Regions from separate parts of the Homo sapiens genome. Here region 2 is linked to region 1. The links are chromatin loops, found by intact Hi-C in ENCODE. Cell type or tissue: GM12878. All regions are shown on one strand. Each heading gives the region's core, and the rest is flanking DNA. Links, peaks and the distances in the headings are about the cores only. Region 1 has its middle 6.3 kb from the start of MSGN1. Region 2 overlaps VSNL1 (visinin like 1).

Evidence for each region. Peaks named below come from ENCODE experiments on the same cell type or tissue, not always from the same donor. Only the 100,000 strongest peaks of a DNase experiment are listed, where the experiment ranks them.
Region 2: it touches region 1 in a loop (2.2-fold over the local background); 4 of 110 quality-filtered maps call a loop at or near these places.

Annotation. Positions count from the first base shown.
Region 1 is chr2:17,818,565-17,826,901 of GRCh38, forward strand. No RefSeq gene overlaps it. Among named protein-coding and RNA genes, the nearest start is that of MSGN1, 6.3 kb to the left of the region's middle. RefSeq lists enhancers at 3,557-3,606, 3,677-3,726, 3,777-3,826. In GM12878, for the core only: no CTCF peak of the experiment used is centred there; no DNase peak of the experiment used is centred there; H3K4me3 peaks cover 964 bases; H3K27ac peaks cover 1,771 bases.
Region 2 is chr2:17,654,083-17,662,419 of GRCh38, forward strand. It overlaps VSNL1 (visinin like 1), which reads left to right. Exons shown (of 4, transcript NM_003385.5): 4 at 1,115-2,936. The coding sequence ends at 1,312. Among named protein-coding and RNA genes, the nearest start is that of SMC6, 96 kb to the right of the region's middle. RefSeq lists an enhancer at 4,171-4,260. In GM12878, for the core only: no CTCF peak of the experiment used is centred there; DNase peaks (open chromatin) are centred at 4,459 and 4,529; H3K27ac peaks cover 2,130 bases.

The DNA.
Region 1 (8,337 bases), core at 176-8,175:
TCTGTGGTGTAAATACCATTATTACCTTCATTTTATAGATGGGGAAACAGATGCATGACTTGCTGAGTCACACATGCAAAAAGTATAACAGAAAACAGAGGTTCTAGCAAGGTTCCATAGAACAGATTCTGCAAAATTTCTTAAGCGAGTCACCTTTTCAATGATTTTTAAGTTATTTTCAGGTTTTTTATGACAAAAATGCTATAACAAAGGTTATAGACAACTAGCTTTATCTACTGATGTGTTCATTAGCTTGAAAAATTCCCAGAAATGGGATTATTGGATCAGAGTATGCACATTTTAAATTTTAATAAATAATGTTATGTCACTTCTATAAAAGTTTGTAGTTATGTATACTCCTCCTAGTATTATGTGACAGAACCAGTTGCCCCACATTTTCATTGGATACTATCAATTTTATGAATTTTTAATGGATAAAAATTGTTCATTGTTGTGTTAATTTTAACTTCCCTGTCTGTCATTTGAGGTGGAGCGTCTTTATTTTATGTGACCATTGTTCATTTTGGTTCCTCTTCTAAAACTTGCTAGTTTATAAATTTGCCATTTTTCTATTGCTTTATCTTCTTGTTAATTTGAGAGAGTTCTTTGTATATTATGTACTGGAATATTTCCTTCCAATCTTTTTATATTGTATTCTTTTTTCTTTTTTATTGATGCATAATATTTATTCATATTTATAGGGTACATTTGATATTTTGTTACATGCATAGAATGTGTAATGGTGTAATGATCTAGTCAGGGTATTTAGGTATTCATCACCTTGAATATTTATCATTTCAGGACTATTTCAAGTCCTTGCTTCTAGCTATTTTGAAATATACAATTCATTGTTGTTAATTATAGTCACGCTACTCTGCTATCTAACACTAGAATTTATTTATCTATCTAACTCTATGCTTATATCCATTAACCAACCTCTCTTTATCCCCTACCCACCCCTCCCGCCACCCACACTCCCTTCCCAGCCTCTGTTTCCTATCATTCTACTCTCTTTTTCCTTTCTTTTTTTCACTCTGTTGCCCAGGCTGAAGTGCAGTGGTGCGATGATAGCTCACTGCAGCCTCAAATTCCTGGGCTTAAGCGATCCTCTTGCCTCAGCCTCCTGAGTAGCTGGAACTATAGGTATGTGCCCCCATGCCTGGCTGATTTTTGTATTTTTTGTAGAGCATGTTGCCCAGGCTATCATTCTACTCTCTACCTCCATAAGATCAAGTTTTTTTAGCTCTCACATATGAGTGAGAACGTGCAATATTTATCCTTCTGTGCCTGGCTTATTTTACTTAACATATTGACCTCCAGCATATTTGTTTTGATGATGTCTTTTTTTCTTTTTTTCTGAGACGGAGTTTCACTCTTGGTGCCCAGTCTGGAGTGCAATGGCGTGATCTTGGCTCACTGCAACCTCCGCTTCCCAGGTTCAAGCAATTCTTCTGCCTCAGCCTCCCAAGTAGCTGGGATTACAGGGATGTGCCATCACGCCCAACTAATTTTGTATTTTTAGTAGAGATGGTTTCATCCTGTTGGTCAGGCTGGTCTCCAACTCCTGACCTCAGGCGATCTGCCCACCTTGGCTTCCCAAAGTGCTGGGATTACAGGCGTGAGCCACTGCGCCCGGTGATGATGTCTTATGATCTTGATTATGGCATCATTTTTTTTGAAGCTTTTCATTTTTATATGATCAAATTTGGTTTTTGTTTCATGGCTTATGTGTTTTTCTCCCTTGCTTAATTTTCCCCAGTTCCAAGGTTGTCCAAGTGTTCTCTTGATGTTTTGTAAATACTCTTACAGTTTTATTATTTATTTATGGGTCTTCAAAATACCTTTAATTCATTTTTGTCTATAGTGTGTGGAAGGAATCTAATTTTATTTCTGTGTAGCTTGTCATCAAGGATTGGTGGGTGGTGGTGAGGCACAGTTGCTAAGATGTCATTCTATGTATATAAACTTTCATCAGCTTCTCATATATTTGGTGTTTTAGAGAAAAAGCTAGAAAACATTGAACAATATGAAGACTTTCTCCAAGGAACTTTATCACATACATGTACAGGTGTTCATGTGAGAGCGTATGTGTGTGCACATATATACGTATTTGTTCACCTATGTATGTGTTCATGCATGTGTATGTGTGGGTTGTGTTTTTTGTGTTGGAGAAGGAGGAGGGTATTGGGGTAAGGGAGAACCAGCTGTTCTAAAAATCAACTTTCGGTTCAAATGCTATTTTCCTCACCGTTTTTAAATGAGTGGGACTCAAATGCTCTTGGCTTTGATTTTTCAAGCTCAAGTATTAACAATGGTTTATAAATAGCTTGGGCAATTTTGGTTGTCCTGGGCACCAAATACTGTGAATGAATTAGGAGGTATTTCCTGTCCTCAGTTTCAAAATATCCCTTAATGTCACAGACTCACCTATTAGCTGGGTATGCCCTCAGGACTTCTAAGGGACCCACTAGAGGGTAGGTGTCTGCAAAACCAGGAGAAGATGGCAGCTTCCTGGGAGGGGTCCTGTGGCCCAGAGCCTTGTCTCACCCACACCCCCTTCCTAGCCTCTGTTATCTATCATTCTACTCTCTTTTCCCACTGAGTCCTTCCCAGATTGCCAGGCTGCAACCACAACTGCTGTACACGATAGGCAGCTGTATATGAGTGTTTGACTCCTGCCAGTCCCCAGTGGAGTCGCCTCCCTTATCGGGAGGATAGCTGGAATAGGTCCCTCAATCCTCCAGGGAGTGTTTCAAAGCATCTGGCCTGGGCAAAGCTCAAGATTAGGAATAAGTTATTTCTGGTGCTTGGACAGGGAAAGGGTTGCAGAACCACAGTTCACATATGCCTACTCTGGTCAGTACTTCTACATTTATTATTTCATGTAACTCTCCTAACAACCCTAGGAGATGGGCATTATTTGTATTTTGAGGACCAGGAAATAAGTTTAGGCCAGTTAAGCTATGCAAAGCCACTTGGTCAGGTAGGGGCACATGTCTAATTAGTTAGCTAGTGAGTTCAGCTCTAACTCCAAACTTCAGGTTACTTCCCTCAGTCATGTCGCCTTCTTTTCTAGCTCACTCTGATGATGGCCTAGGCAAAGGGCTTGGCAGTGGGAGAGCATTCTAAACAAATGCTCACTCTTGGAGCCTCTCCACTTTTTCTCTGCTTCCCTACCTCTGGGCCCTCATCTTTCACCATCTGAAGCATTTCAGAAGGGACTATTTGTCTTGACCTTTAAATTATTTCCCTTTGAACTCCTGCCTCCACCCTGAATATTTTCTTAGAAATTCTCTTCACTTCCTCTGCTGGCGCCTAGAGTCTTTCTTAATCTGCAGAGGAAATCTGTCTTCTGTTCATTTGTGTTCAGTAAAGTGTTCCACAATTCACACCGGGCTGAGGTTTTTTTGTTCTGCTTGTAGTTTCTGCCACATTAGCTAATTGGGAGAGAGGCAAGGGAGAGAGGCCAAATCAGGGGTGGAGGGATTCTCTGCAAATTGTCAAGTCCACAGAATTACCCTTACATTAAAACCGTTGCTTTTTTTAAGCAACAGCAAAATAAGATGGGTAAGCAAATGCACTTGGGCTTCTAAGGTTATTACAATGGCTCAGTATGCTAGGTGCCTACACCAGGGTGTCATTAGATTCCTCTGACAATTCCTACACACTCCAGGCTGCAGGAGGAGCCTTGACTCTGTGGGCTCAGCCCACGCTGGCCAGACAGGAACCAGAGCCTGGTTCACTCCTTTCGCCCTCCTGCTAGGAACCTGAGACAGTCTCTCTCTTGCCAGTAAAACAGTGAAGCTGAAGCAGTGTCCTTCTTAGAGCAGCCTGGAAGGTCTTGATATTTTGGTCCCAGAGAGACCCTTGAATTCCGAGGAAGAAGAAAGCAGAAAAACTTCTGAGAAGGCTGGAGAAAAAAGACAATTATTTGTTTGTCTCTTGAGTTTGCCAACTATTGACCTTCTCTCCATTAGTTACGTTCTTCTCCACATGAATGCTACTGACTCGTGTTTCTTTTCATTAAATTAAGTGGGGAAGCCTGGCAGGGCTGGAGGTCAGGTCGCTGATGAGATAGAAGTATATTTAGAAAGCACAGCCATGGGCTGTTTCCAGTCCAGTAAACAGCAGTGTGGAACTGTCATCTGAGGTGTCAAGGCTCAGTGCCAAGGCCTCTATATGTGTTTTCTGCTTTAATCTTGATAGCTAATGCTACACAATAGCTAATATTAGCCCATTTTATAAATAAATAGGCTGAAAGAAAAAAAGTAATTATGTGCCCAGGGTCACATAATTGGGTGCAGAGCCCAGAGCCCAGAGCCCAGAGCCCAGAGCCCAGGTCTGCCTTTTTTTTTTTTTTTTTTGAGATGGGGTTTCACTCTGTTGCTCAGGCTGGAGTGCAGTGGTACAATCAAAGCTCACTGCAGCCTCAAACTTTTGGGCTCAAGCAATCCTCCTGCTTCAGTCCCCTGAATAACTGGGACTACAGGCACATGCCAACATGCTCGAATAATGCCTGACCCATTTCTTTAACAATACTAAGTCTATGGAACAGAAATGCAGCGGTGAACAAACAACAGAAAAGTTTCTACGTTTGTCTTTCCCCCGTCTATGCTCTCATCTGAAGAAGCTTTGTATTTGGTGTCCAAACATCTTATTAGGATTTCTATAAATGAGAGCATATTTTACATTGTGATACCCTTTACACTTTCTTCCCACATGGTATGGAACATGAATATTCTTTCATTCTCTCTGGCTCTGTCTATACTGGGTCTGTCTTTATGTTGGTTTAGAGATTACAAAGTATTTCCCATATGTTATCCTATTTAATTCTTACCTATACTTCACTATATATGAGGTTAAATGGAGATTGCTATGACCATTTTACAAATGAGATTAAGGTTTAGCATGACCTAATATCATAACTATTAGAGCTGGCACCAGAATCCAAGTTTTTAAACTTCTAATCAGGTTCCCAAGATTTTCCTGGGAAAACGTAAAAATGCTCTAAACTCTGCCCCCAAAGGGATCCTCAAAATGTGCTCCATGGTACATTTCTTTTTCTTTCTTTCAAGACAGGGTGATATGGCTTGGCTGTGTCCCCACCTAAATCTCATCTTGAATTGTAGCTCCCATAATTCCCACATGTCCTGGGAGGGACCTGGTGGGAGGTAATTGAATCATAAGGGCGGGTTTTTCCTGTGCTGTTCTTATGATAGTGAATAAGTCTCACAAATTCTGATGGTTTCATAAAGAGGAATTCCCCTGCACGTGCCCTCTTGCCTGCTGCCATGTAAGACATATCTTGCTTTCTTTCCCTTCACCTTCTGCCATGATTGTGAGGCCTCCCCAGCCATGTGGAACTGTGAGTCAATTAAACCTCTTTCTTTTATAAACTACCCAGTCTCCAGTGTTTTTTTTTTTTTTTTTCTGAGACAGAGGCTTGCTCTGTCACCCAGGCTGGAGTTCAGTGGCGCGATCTCAGCTCACTGCAAGCTCTGCCTCCTGGGTTCACGCCATTCTCCTGCCTCAGCCTCCTGAGCAGCTGGGACTAAAGGCGCCTGCCACCATGCCTGGCTAATTTTTTGTATTTTTTAGTAGAAATGGGGTTTCACCTTGTTAGCCAGGATAGTCTCGATCTCCTGACCTCGTGATCCGCCCACCTTGGCCTCCCAAAGTGCTGGGATTACAGGCGTGAGCCACTGCGCCCGGCCTCGAGTGTGTTTTTATTAGCAATGTGAGAAAAGACTAATACACAGGGTCTCGCTCTGTCTCCGACTGGAATGCAGTGATGCGATCAAGGCTCACTGCAGCCTTGGTCTCCTGGGTTCAAGAGGTCCTCCCACCTCAGCCTCCTGAGTAGCTGGGACTACAGGTGCACCAACACGCCTGGTTAATTTTTTTATTTAAAAGATATATTTTTTTTTACTTTCTTTTTGAGACTGAAGGAAATAATGTATACAGTGGTCCATCTCCAAGACAAAGTGCCTTGAATCGGCTTAGGTCAGCAAACTACAGAAGAAACAGGATATACAAGGCCCCTGCTTGGATAGTCGATGCCTACTTGTTGGCTTTCCCCTTCTTCCCCTCTCTGCTCCCCATTAGTTGCCCTTACCCAAACCAAAAAAAGTTTAGTTTAAAAGTTTACTAGCCTGCAAAATAGCTAATTTTGTCTGTTCCTATCAGCCTGCCCAGCTACTTAGGTCATAAGTCAAATACTTGAAAAGCCCCTAAGCTAACTAGAATTGCAATGCATTGTGGGCTGCAACAAAATGCAGCAAGACAACCCTAAAAACAAACAAACAAACAAACAAACACGCCTAAAGCCACTATGCAACAATCAATAGGTGACATCTGGGAAGATCGTGACCCCATAGTACTCAGCCTATGAGGAACCAGGGGAGGGACCTGTGCAGTAGGGGATAAATTGCTTGTTGAAATTGTGCTGGGTGTGCCTGCTCATCAGACACCTGATCTTGCAAGACCATCATTAAAAGTCTCACTTTCGCTGTTCTCCAGGTCTCTAAGTCCATTCTTTGGGTTTGGACAGGTGACTTTGTTTCTCACAAGACAAGTTCTCACTCTGTTGCCCATGCTGGAGTGCAGTGGCATGATCACAGCTCACTGCAGCCTTGACTTCCCAGGCTCAAGTGATCTTCCTACCTCAGCCTCCCAAGTAGCTGGGACTACAGGTGAGTGCCACCATGCCTGGCTAATTTTTGTATTTTTTGTAGAGATGAGGTTTTACCATGTTGCCTAGACTGGTCTCGAACTCCTGGGCTCAAGGGATCTGCCTGCCTTGGCATCCCAAAGAGCTGGGATTACAGGCATGAGCCACTGTGCCTAGCCAATTTTTTAATTGTATTTTTGTAGAGATGGGGTCCCACTATGTTGCTCAGGCTGGTCTTGAACTCCTGGGCTCAAGCAGTCCTCCCACTTCAGCCTCACAAAGTGCTGTGATTACAAGCGTGGGCCTGTTCTTCAGGGAGGACTTTGCATTGAACCTTCCTGAATTTTGAATCTAGTTAGTATGCACAGGTTAAATAATCAACGTCTTCATGTAGTGTAGTGTAGTGGAAATAGAAACCCCTTGAACAGAATTTTATTCCCCTTCACAATTCAAGAATTTGCATCCCCCAAGAGACCCCTATCTCTACTTTTACTGCATGTTTAATTTACTTCCTAAAAGAGAAAGTGATACTATTTAAATAATTTAAGTTCCAAGGATATTAGCCAACATCAAAAGACCTGATATGTTCTGTGGAGTGCTGAGAGACAGGCAGTGGGCTGAGGACCCAATCACTGCAACAAAGAATAAAGAAACATGATGATGGTAGGAGCTGCAAGACCAGAAAAGGGGGACAGGGAAGAAAATTGAGTCACATCTCAGCCTTGACTCTTCCAGTGGGCCTGGCATGGTGCTGTGCTGGATAAAGAGTTGCAGAGATGAGATGCTCACAGCCAAATGAGGGAGACACAGGTAAAGACATGACAGGAACCAATGCTCCCTGCAGGACTCAGGGAAAGCCTCACACAGAAGGAGGCTCTCGAAGTTGACCTCTGGGCACCTGAGGGAGCCAAAGGCATCCTCAGCTGAGGAAACTGCACTTGCAAGAGTGTGCAGGTCCAAAAAGGTTCCAGGGCTTGGGGCATCACATGGGCTGGTTTGGCTGGCACAGAGTGAGTTTGGAGGAGCAGGGAAAGGAGGGTTATGAGCAAGAGGAGTGTGAAGCTGGGGGCTTGAATAGCCTTCAAGCTGGGGAGAAGCTGACTCTCAACCTGAGAGAAGCCCCTCGCTCACTGGCTAACTCAGGTGCTTCTCAGTCTGGGTCCCCATCAACACACCTGCTGTAGGAAATAACATGCATGCAATGAGCAATTAAGATTGTGATCCACATGGCTCAATTAATACTCAAGTTTTTCCTTTCTAATTTTTTTTTTTAGAGAGTCTTGCTCTATTGCCCAGGCTGGAGTGCAATCACTCAATCTTGGTTCACTACAACCTCTGCCTCCTGGATTCAAGTGATTCTCCTGCCTCAGCCTCCCAAGCAGCTGAGATTATAGGCACTCACCACCAAGCCCAGCTAATTTTTGTATTTTTTGCAGAGACAGGCTTTCACCATGTTGGCCAGGCTGGTCTCAAACTCCTGACCCCAAGTAATCTGCCTTGGCCTTCCAAAGTGCTGGGATTACAGGTGTGAGCCACTGTGCCTGTCTCAAGTTTTTGTTTTACTTTTTACACTGTGCTTCTTTATATGTTCATAAAAGGAAACCCTGTCTTTAGCAGTAGCCTTTTCTTCATGTCTTCTTTTCTGAGCTCTGCAAACAATTTCTCCC
Region 2 (8,337 bases), core at 30-8,029, 160 kb before region 1:
ATAGCTGTATCCTATTTGTTTACAGTTGATGAGCACTTGTGTCATTTCCACATTTTGGCTATTAATAATACTGCTATGAATGTTCTCATGCAAGTCTTTGTATAGATGGGCATTTATTTTTAAAGCACTTTTCTAAGAAAGGAAATAATTTATACTTTGGAAATTTCATATCAAGAATTAATTGTATACAGTTAGTTGGTCTGGATAATTGAAATCTTCTCACTCTATTCTTTAACTTATAAACAGAGTCCCTGCTCCACAACTCTCCCTAAACTAACTTCTTGCAGAGTTCAATTTTAATGGTACAACTGGCTTGGTTGTCTTACTAGATTCTAAGTTTCTAATCAGTTGGCCCCACAATTCTTCTTTTCCTAAATCCCCAAGGCTAGTGCTTTTTGACTGTTTCCTGCACCTAGATGCAGAATGTTTAAAACTGAGCCCATCATGTTCCTCCCTGAACCTATTCCTAATCCATTATTTCTAATCTCACCATTGAGCCACCCTTTCTAACCACTTCCTCCAGCCAAAAACCTGGAAGCCACCCCAAATTCTTCTATATCCAGTTGGTCACAAGGCTCACCCATATTTGATTATGTCATCTCTTATTCAATAGCATTTAAGGACTTATTTGAAATAAAGTTAAATTCTTTATCTTATCCTAGGAAAACTCGGTGATCTGCTTCTCATTTCCCTCTCTCCAGCTTCATCTTTCAACACTTCACCTGGCCCTCCCTCCTACTGCCCCTTGCCCCACATCCCACGCTCCAGCAGCTAAAGCTTTTTCATTTGATCAGTATTTATTGAGACCTGTGATGTGCCAGGCATCATACCAAGCCCTGGACTTACAGGAGCACGTGCTTCCTAGCTCCATAGAACATACTCTTTAGTGGGGAAGACAAAGCAGTTATTTTAATAAAGGTGAGATGTATTCTGTTGGGGGAAATGGTATGGGTTGTCACAGAAACTTGCAGCACAAGGAGTGAAACTCCTCTGGGGAAAGGGAAGCTGAGGCTTGGAGGATGGGTGGGATCCCGTCAGGTGAAAGGGAGGCAAGAAGAGCTCTCTGTCCTCCTGGGTTTCTGGTAATATCACCTACAATGCTTTTTTCCCCAAGGCTATCTACAAAATGGTAGGCACTGTGATCATGATGAAAATGAATGAGGATGGCCTGACGCCTGAGCAGCGAGTAGACAAGATTTTCAGCAAGATGGATAAGAACAAAGATGACCAGATTACACTGGATGAATTCAAAGAAGCTGCAAAGAGCGACCCTTCCATTGTATTACTTCTGCAGTGCGACATCCAGAAATGAGCTGATGTCAATGCTATGGACTGCACAAAAGTCTCAATGTTCCATTCAGTCTGCAGCTATTCACACACACACACACACACACACACACACACACACACACACACACAAATATTGCTTGGACTACCTATAAATGGACTTGCTTCTTGTGTTTGAAACACTCGTGTGCATGAGAATGTCATTTGCTAATGAATTTTAAAAGCATATATAAAACAAAACAAACAACCTGCCACAATGTGATATGTGTAATATCATTTCATAAAAATCCCTCTTCCTCCAAAGCCTGGGCAGAAATGTGCTGCAAAGAGTTATATGACTTCTTGTTCATGTTTTGCTAATGCTCGTATCTCCTTGATTACATAATGTTAGTAGCACTGAGACCCCCATGGTAATGTAACTTAATTATAAGCTATGTCACTACCCTCCTGTAAAATACTATTGGACAGACACAGAGGGACCCTTGGCTCCTGTGTCTGGTCCACACACCACAGAAGCTTGTATTATCAGTGAATATAAATGTACTACATTTGCATGCCTTTTGGGTTTGCCTTAATTCTTACCTCATTTGCATCCTATCGATCTGGAAAGAGCTGTTTTGGATGAATGCAGTATAAAATGTAAAAACCCTGCTAAATGACTTATTGATTAAGTATATCTATCTATATATACATATACACAAAGATATTATTTATCGAAAGTAAAAAAGATGGAAGTGTATTGGTTTCTGTTTGAATTTTCAAAGGCTTCCAATGTGGTGGCAATAAATGTCCCAAATAAATTTATAACAATTGATTTTCCCCCTAATTCTTATTTTATAATTTTAAAATTGCAGCAGTTGCTAGCAACAACTTACTAAATCTACTCTTAAATATACAACTTTGGAATTTGAAGAATTAATGACAACAAAAGGGAAAAAAGCAACTTTCCAACTTTTCATCCAGGCTCCCAAAAGAGGGACAACGAACATGGCATGTGAAAAGTAAAACAGATTTGTTCATTCCGAAAAAAAAATGTTCATTCTATGACAATAAATTTTATCTCAGTGTGACTTTGGTGCTAACAACGTATGTTCAGTGCAACTACGTGGAGCTGTGCACACACAGCAGGTAGGCTGCAGGTGTCCCCCAACATAAGTCAGTAGGAAAGAAGACATCTGTCTTCCCAAATCTAAAGTAGGCAAAAAATAACAGAAGTAGCTATTTTTAATAACAGAACAGAACTCTGACTCTTTTGATCTTGAAGGAGGCAGAAGAGATTCCATCAAAACCTCTAAAAGCAGGTTTGCATTTTCAGAACATGCCCCCCTAGAGAGTTGAGTTTTTTACACAGCACTACCCGGTAGTACTTTCTCTGATGATGGGAAGGTCTACATCTGCACAGCACGCTAGCTATAACTGCACATATGGCTACTGAGCACTTCAAGTATGGCTAGCGTGACTAAGGAACTGAATTTTATACTGTAATTAAGTGTAATTTGCCACATATAGCTAGTGGCTTTAGTAACAGACAGTTTAGTGCTATATTATTTATTCAAGTACTTTTTATCAAATTCGTTTTTTACCGAATTCGTTTTTTACCATTCTTTATTTGTCTTAGGATCATTACATAACACTAAACTAGGGTCTAATGATTCTATTCATTCATTTAACAAGAAATGGTGACCTCATTACAAACACTTAGGACACCAGTGGTCCTGAAACACTGATAGAACCAAAATTCTGCCCTGACAAGATAGTCCTACAAGTGAATAGAATGTCCTAATACCCTTCACCCTTGTGCATGTTGAGCCCAAACTGTAGGCAGGGAGAGATCAGGGAGGCTCAGTACATCTCAAGACTCCTTCCTCACTAAGTGAGGACGGGTAGGTGAGGAGATGTGGACTGCTTCAGAATGGCACCCGGTTAAACCAGGCCCTGAGTAATTCATTCATAACAATTCTTCACTGGTCACCTACTGTGCACCTAACATCATTCTTGTGTGGAGAGGGATACACACTAAATACACACACAGACAAATGGCGAATTATAATACCTATGAAGAAGAGCAGGGCAGGATAACAGGGAGGAGAGGGATGGGATACTTTGGTGGCCCTTCCCTATAGGCTGGTGAGGTGACATCTGAAGAAAGAACTTCGTGAAACGAAGTGAACTGTATCTGGGGCGCTTATGGAAAACAAACCCTCTAGCAGACTCACTGGTTGTTTTTATAAATAAAATGTAGAAGCTGGGCCAGCAAGCAAGCATCTTGTTATTTGCCTAAGTCCCTGCTGTTGTAAGAGTGTGGACTGGTGCAGTGATCCTGGAGAGATGGCCAGCAGCGGGTAGCTAGAAGTATACTATTCCCTCTGTCCCAGCATTCCCACTCCAGGTGTATTATCCCAAGAAACTCCCACTGAGGGCTATAAGAGGACATATCCAAGGATGGTTGCGAGGTGGGTATCGGAGGCAATCTAGCGGTTTGTTGCTAGAGAAACAGGTAAGGAAAATACGGTGGATACACCCTATGGCATACTACACAGCAGCTGGAAACAACAGACTGATGGACACAGGGACAGGGACATTTAAAAAATGCTGAATGGGGGGAAAAAGAGCAAAATATATTTCCCAGTGTTATAATCATACATAAATGAAAAGATGCATTCTCACAAAAGAACTCTAAGGTCACATAAAATAAAAGGAAATACCATATTATAATGGTTTCTATAGGATTGGGTGGTGATGGGAGTGGGTTCAGTTATTACTGCTCCATAACAACCTACCCCCAAACCTAGTGGCTTAAAATGAAAACAATCATTTTATTATTCTTCCTGGCTTCTGTGGGCCAGAAAATTGAAAAGGAAGGGCTCAAATGGATGATTCTGCCTCATGGTCTCTCATGCAGTTGCAGTCAGGTGGCAGCTGGAGCTGAAATGGGCCTGGAGCAGCTGGGGGCTGATTGGGGATTTCTGCGCTTGCAGTCTCAGGAGGAGTCATACTACTTACAAAGGGACTCTGGTCTCCAGCACAAGTATTCATGCAAAGTCGGAAGTTTCATCACCTTTTCTGACCTAGCCTCTGAAGTCACGAAGTATCACTTCCACAGTATTCTACTGGTAACAAGAAAGCCGCTAGCCCATCCACATTCAAGAAGGGAATCAGACTCCATCTCTTGATGGGGTGAGGCAAGGTTCTAGACGAATTATGTGGCATAAAAGATACTGTTGCCATCATCTTTGGAAAACAATCTGCTACAGTCTACCTTGTGGCCACAGTTCACATCCTTTCCCATGCAAGATTGTTCATCCCCTCCCAAGAAACCACAAAAGTCTCATACCATTACGACTTCAGGGTCAGGCTTGAGGCCCAAGATCTCATCATATAAAGCTCCTCAGATGTGGTTCTTCAATTATAGCACACTGAGTCACATTCTTCATGATCCAAAGGCTTGTGAAAGAGAGAGAGAATTATCTCCTCTCTTCCCTTCCACATGCAATATGCAATGGTGGTACAGGCTTAGAATAACCGCAATAGACACACTATCCAAAAACGGGGAAAGGGAAAGCACATGGCAATCTCTGGTCTATGGCAGTTCTGAAATTCCAGCCAGGTACACCCTGTAAGGTCCTTGACTAGGGTTTGGTCCTACTCTCTGGGGTTTTTTCTCCATGATTCTTCGCTCTGCTTTCTGTGTTTGTTTCTACCCTCTGGGCCATCCTTTCTTTTTCATTAAAAAAAAAAAAAATTGTGTTTACAGCTGAGTAGTTTTCTCAGTCTACTGCCTGCCTATACAATTCCAGGAGTAGAAAGACTCTTCATTTTGCACTGTCTCTTTGTCTTTCGGTCTAAGCTGACATTCTTTTAAAAACCTTATGGGTTTCTCAAGTGTCAGTTTATGAAATCCACTCCATTAGCAGAGGCTCATTGTGAGAACACCCCTAATAATCAGAGAAGCCCTACTGTTTAATGGAGGGAACCTGAAAGGCACATCTTTAGAAGGCAGACTGCTGCCTGTCTGAAAAGGTCTAAAAATACTGCCTTACATCTTTCTGAGGTCCTCACAGAGGATCTTACAGTCCCATCCTGGATTGGACTTTTGCACTGAAGCCATTTTGTATTTGAAAATCAGTTTTCCCCTTGAAGAGAGTCTGGGAATGAGAAATAGTCTCACCTCCTTTATATGCAATTGCTTTTCTTCATTCATCTCTCTTCTCACATTGTGTCACAGGCAGCAAAGAGCAGCCAAGGGGTCCTTTTCATACTGTGTCTAGACATCTGCTTGGCTAGATCACCTTACTTATTGGGTACATCTCCTATTTTCCATGTTACCATGGCATCAGTATTGCCAAACACCTTTTCTCCCACTCTCAATTCCTTCAGCTCTCCCCAAAAATATCCTTGAGACTTCAGGCCTCTGCTAACAGCTTCTGCAAGGCCCTTTAGATTCATGCACAGTCTCGAGGCCCTTCCACCGAGTGCCACATAGCTTATTTTTATTTTGGTACTTATACTTCCAGATACCAGTTACTATCACTGTATAACAAATCACTACAAAGTTTAGTGACCTAAAATGATGACTGAATTATCTCTGAGTTTTTGTGGGCCATGAATTCTCAAATGATTCACTTGGGCAGCCTGGCTTGGGACCTCTCAGGTAGTTATAGGGAGATGGTGAAACAGAGGGTCTGGAGCAACCGAGGGCTGGCAGGGCATCTCTCGCTGTCCATGCAGCCTCAGGCTTTCTTCAAATGGGCTAGTTTAGGCTTTCTCATTGTGGCCGCCTCAGGGAAGTCGGACTGCCTCCACGCCAGCACAGGGCTCCAGCATGGGTATTCCACAGCTCAAGGCGGGACTTTCATTCCTTTTCATTGCCTTTCTGGCCCAGCCTTGGGAATTACAAAGTATCATTTTCACTGCATTCTGTTGGTTATAAGAGAGTTACAAATCTAACCAGATTAAGAAGAGAATTAGACTCTGTAAGGCAAGGTTCTGGGAGAACATGGGCGGGATTTATCCTTGTGGCCATCTTTGGAAAATACAACCTGTTACAGTGGATAAAGAATGAAGATAAAAGGAAATAAGTGATTGCTGCATGCCCCAGTGCTGAAGGTAGCCATTAGCTGATGTGCACATTTAACTAAACCCTCTGCGACTGAGTTCCATTTAAACACACATTGTATCTCAGCAACCTGAATCCTCGCTGACCTTGATATCCTAACCAGCTACTGCGGTTCCTTCAGAAAGGACTAACTGCGGGCTTCCTTTAATCAACTGGGCCTGGGTTCTACTGGTTCTAGCTTACACTCAACTGCCATTTTAATTACCATGTTAATTAGCTGTTTAAGCCCTGCTGCTGTTCTGAAGGGAAAAGGCTCCCAGGTGTCTTTTTTATTTTTTTCACAGAGTCTTGCTCTGTCACCCAGGCTGGAGTGCAGTGGCACAATCTCAGCTCGCTGCAACCTCCACCTCCTGGTTCAAGAGATTCTCCCACCTCAACCTCCCGAGTAGCTGGGATTACAGGCATATGCCACCACGCCTGGCTAATTTTTGTATTTTTAGTAGAAACAGGGTTTCACATGTTGGCCAGGCTGGTCTCAAACTCCTGACCTCAGGTGATCTGCCCACCTCAGCCTCCGAAAGTGCTGGGATTACAGGCGTGAGCCACCATGCCTGGCCAACCCCCCAAGTGTCTGATTTTCTATACTTTGTCTAGCCTCAACTCTTTCTGCATTTAGAAGTCCTAAGTTTCCATATTTCCTCTCATTCTGTAAATAACTCTTAACTATTTTAAAAGGGAAATCATACTGCTTTAAGGCCTCATTTTTCCTGTAATTCATTCATTCAGGGTTACAGTCTCTGGATGAATATAAACTAGTTTCTTAGAGTCCAGATGCTTATTTCTTCCACACGGTTGGAAATCACATCAAGAAGTAAAGCACAGGCTTAAAAAGACATCTTCAGAGAGCCTCACGGCAAAGGATGTACAGGGGTCTAGCAAGAAATGGTCAATCAGAGCTTCTAAGTAAAATGAGAAACTGTTTCCTGAGCTTCTTTTTCGAAAACAATTAAGTTTCCCACATAGTTTGGGCATGCAATTTGAATTTTTTCCCAGCATTTTGCAGGTCTTCAGTATCCTAAGTTATATTATTATTTTCCAAGTTCTTACATTTACCAATGTAAAGTTACCCATCAAGTAGGTGATTAACTAGCTGGTTAGTATTCACACAGTTACCTCAAGGTTGCATACTCAGCCCAGAGCTTTCATCTCTCCACAGGGCAGTCTGTTACTCCCTCCACTTCTGCATTGTTCCTGCCTCTGTGAATGAATCATTATTCATCCAGCTATTTAGGCCTCAGGCCCCAAGAAAATTATCCTTGATTCCTCTCTCACAACTCCAGTATTCTCATCGGGAAGTCTTGCTGCCTCTCTATTTCAAATCTGAATGTTTCTGTCTCCACCACCTTAGTCCAAGTCACCATGACCCCTTACCTGGACCACTGCAAGTCTCCAAATTGCTCATACTCTTTCCATGTTTGCTCCACTTTAATCTATTCACACAGCAGCCAAAGGATTCTTTTAAAATGCATACACCAGGTCTGTTACTTACCATAATTTTAGGGCCTCCAATGATCTCGGTCTGCCTACCTCTGAAGTTCACCCCCTACCAATCCTCCTTCCTCACTAAGCTCTATCAACACTGGCCTTACAATTCCTAGACATGAAGTTCATTCTTATCTCAAGCCCCACGCACTCATTTCTTCTGCCTGGAAGCTTTGCCTTGCACATTTTCCTCCTCATGGCTTGTTCTATCACTTGTTTCAGGCCTCTGCTCAAATATTGCCTTCTGTAGCCTTGACACTCCATTCAAAATACTGGCCGGGTGCGGTGGTTCATGCCTGTAATCCCAGCACTTTGGGAGGCCAGGGCAAGCAGATCACCTGAGGTCAGGAGTTTGAGACCAGCCTGGCCAACATGGTGAAACCCTGTATCTACTAAAAATACAAAAATTAGCTGGGTGTGGTGGCGTGCGCCTGTAATCCCAGCTGCTCAGG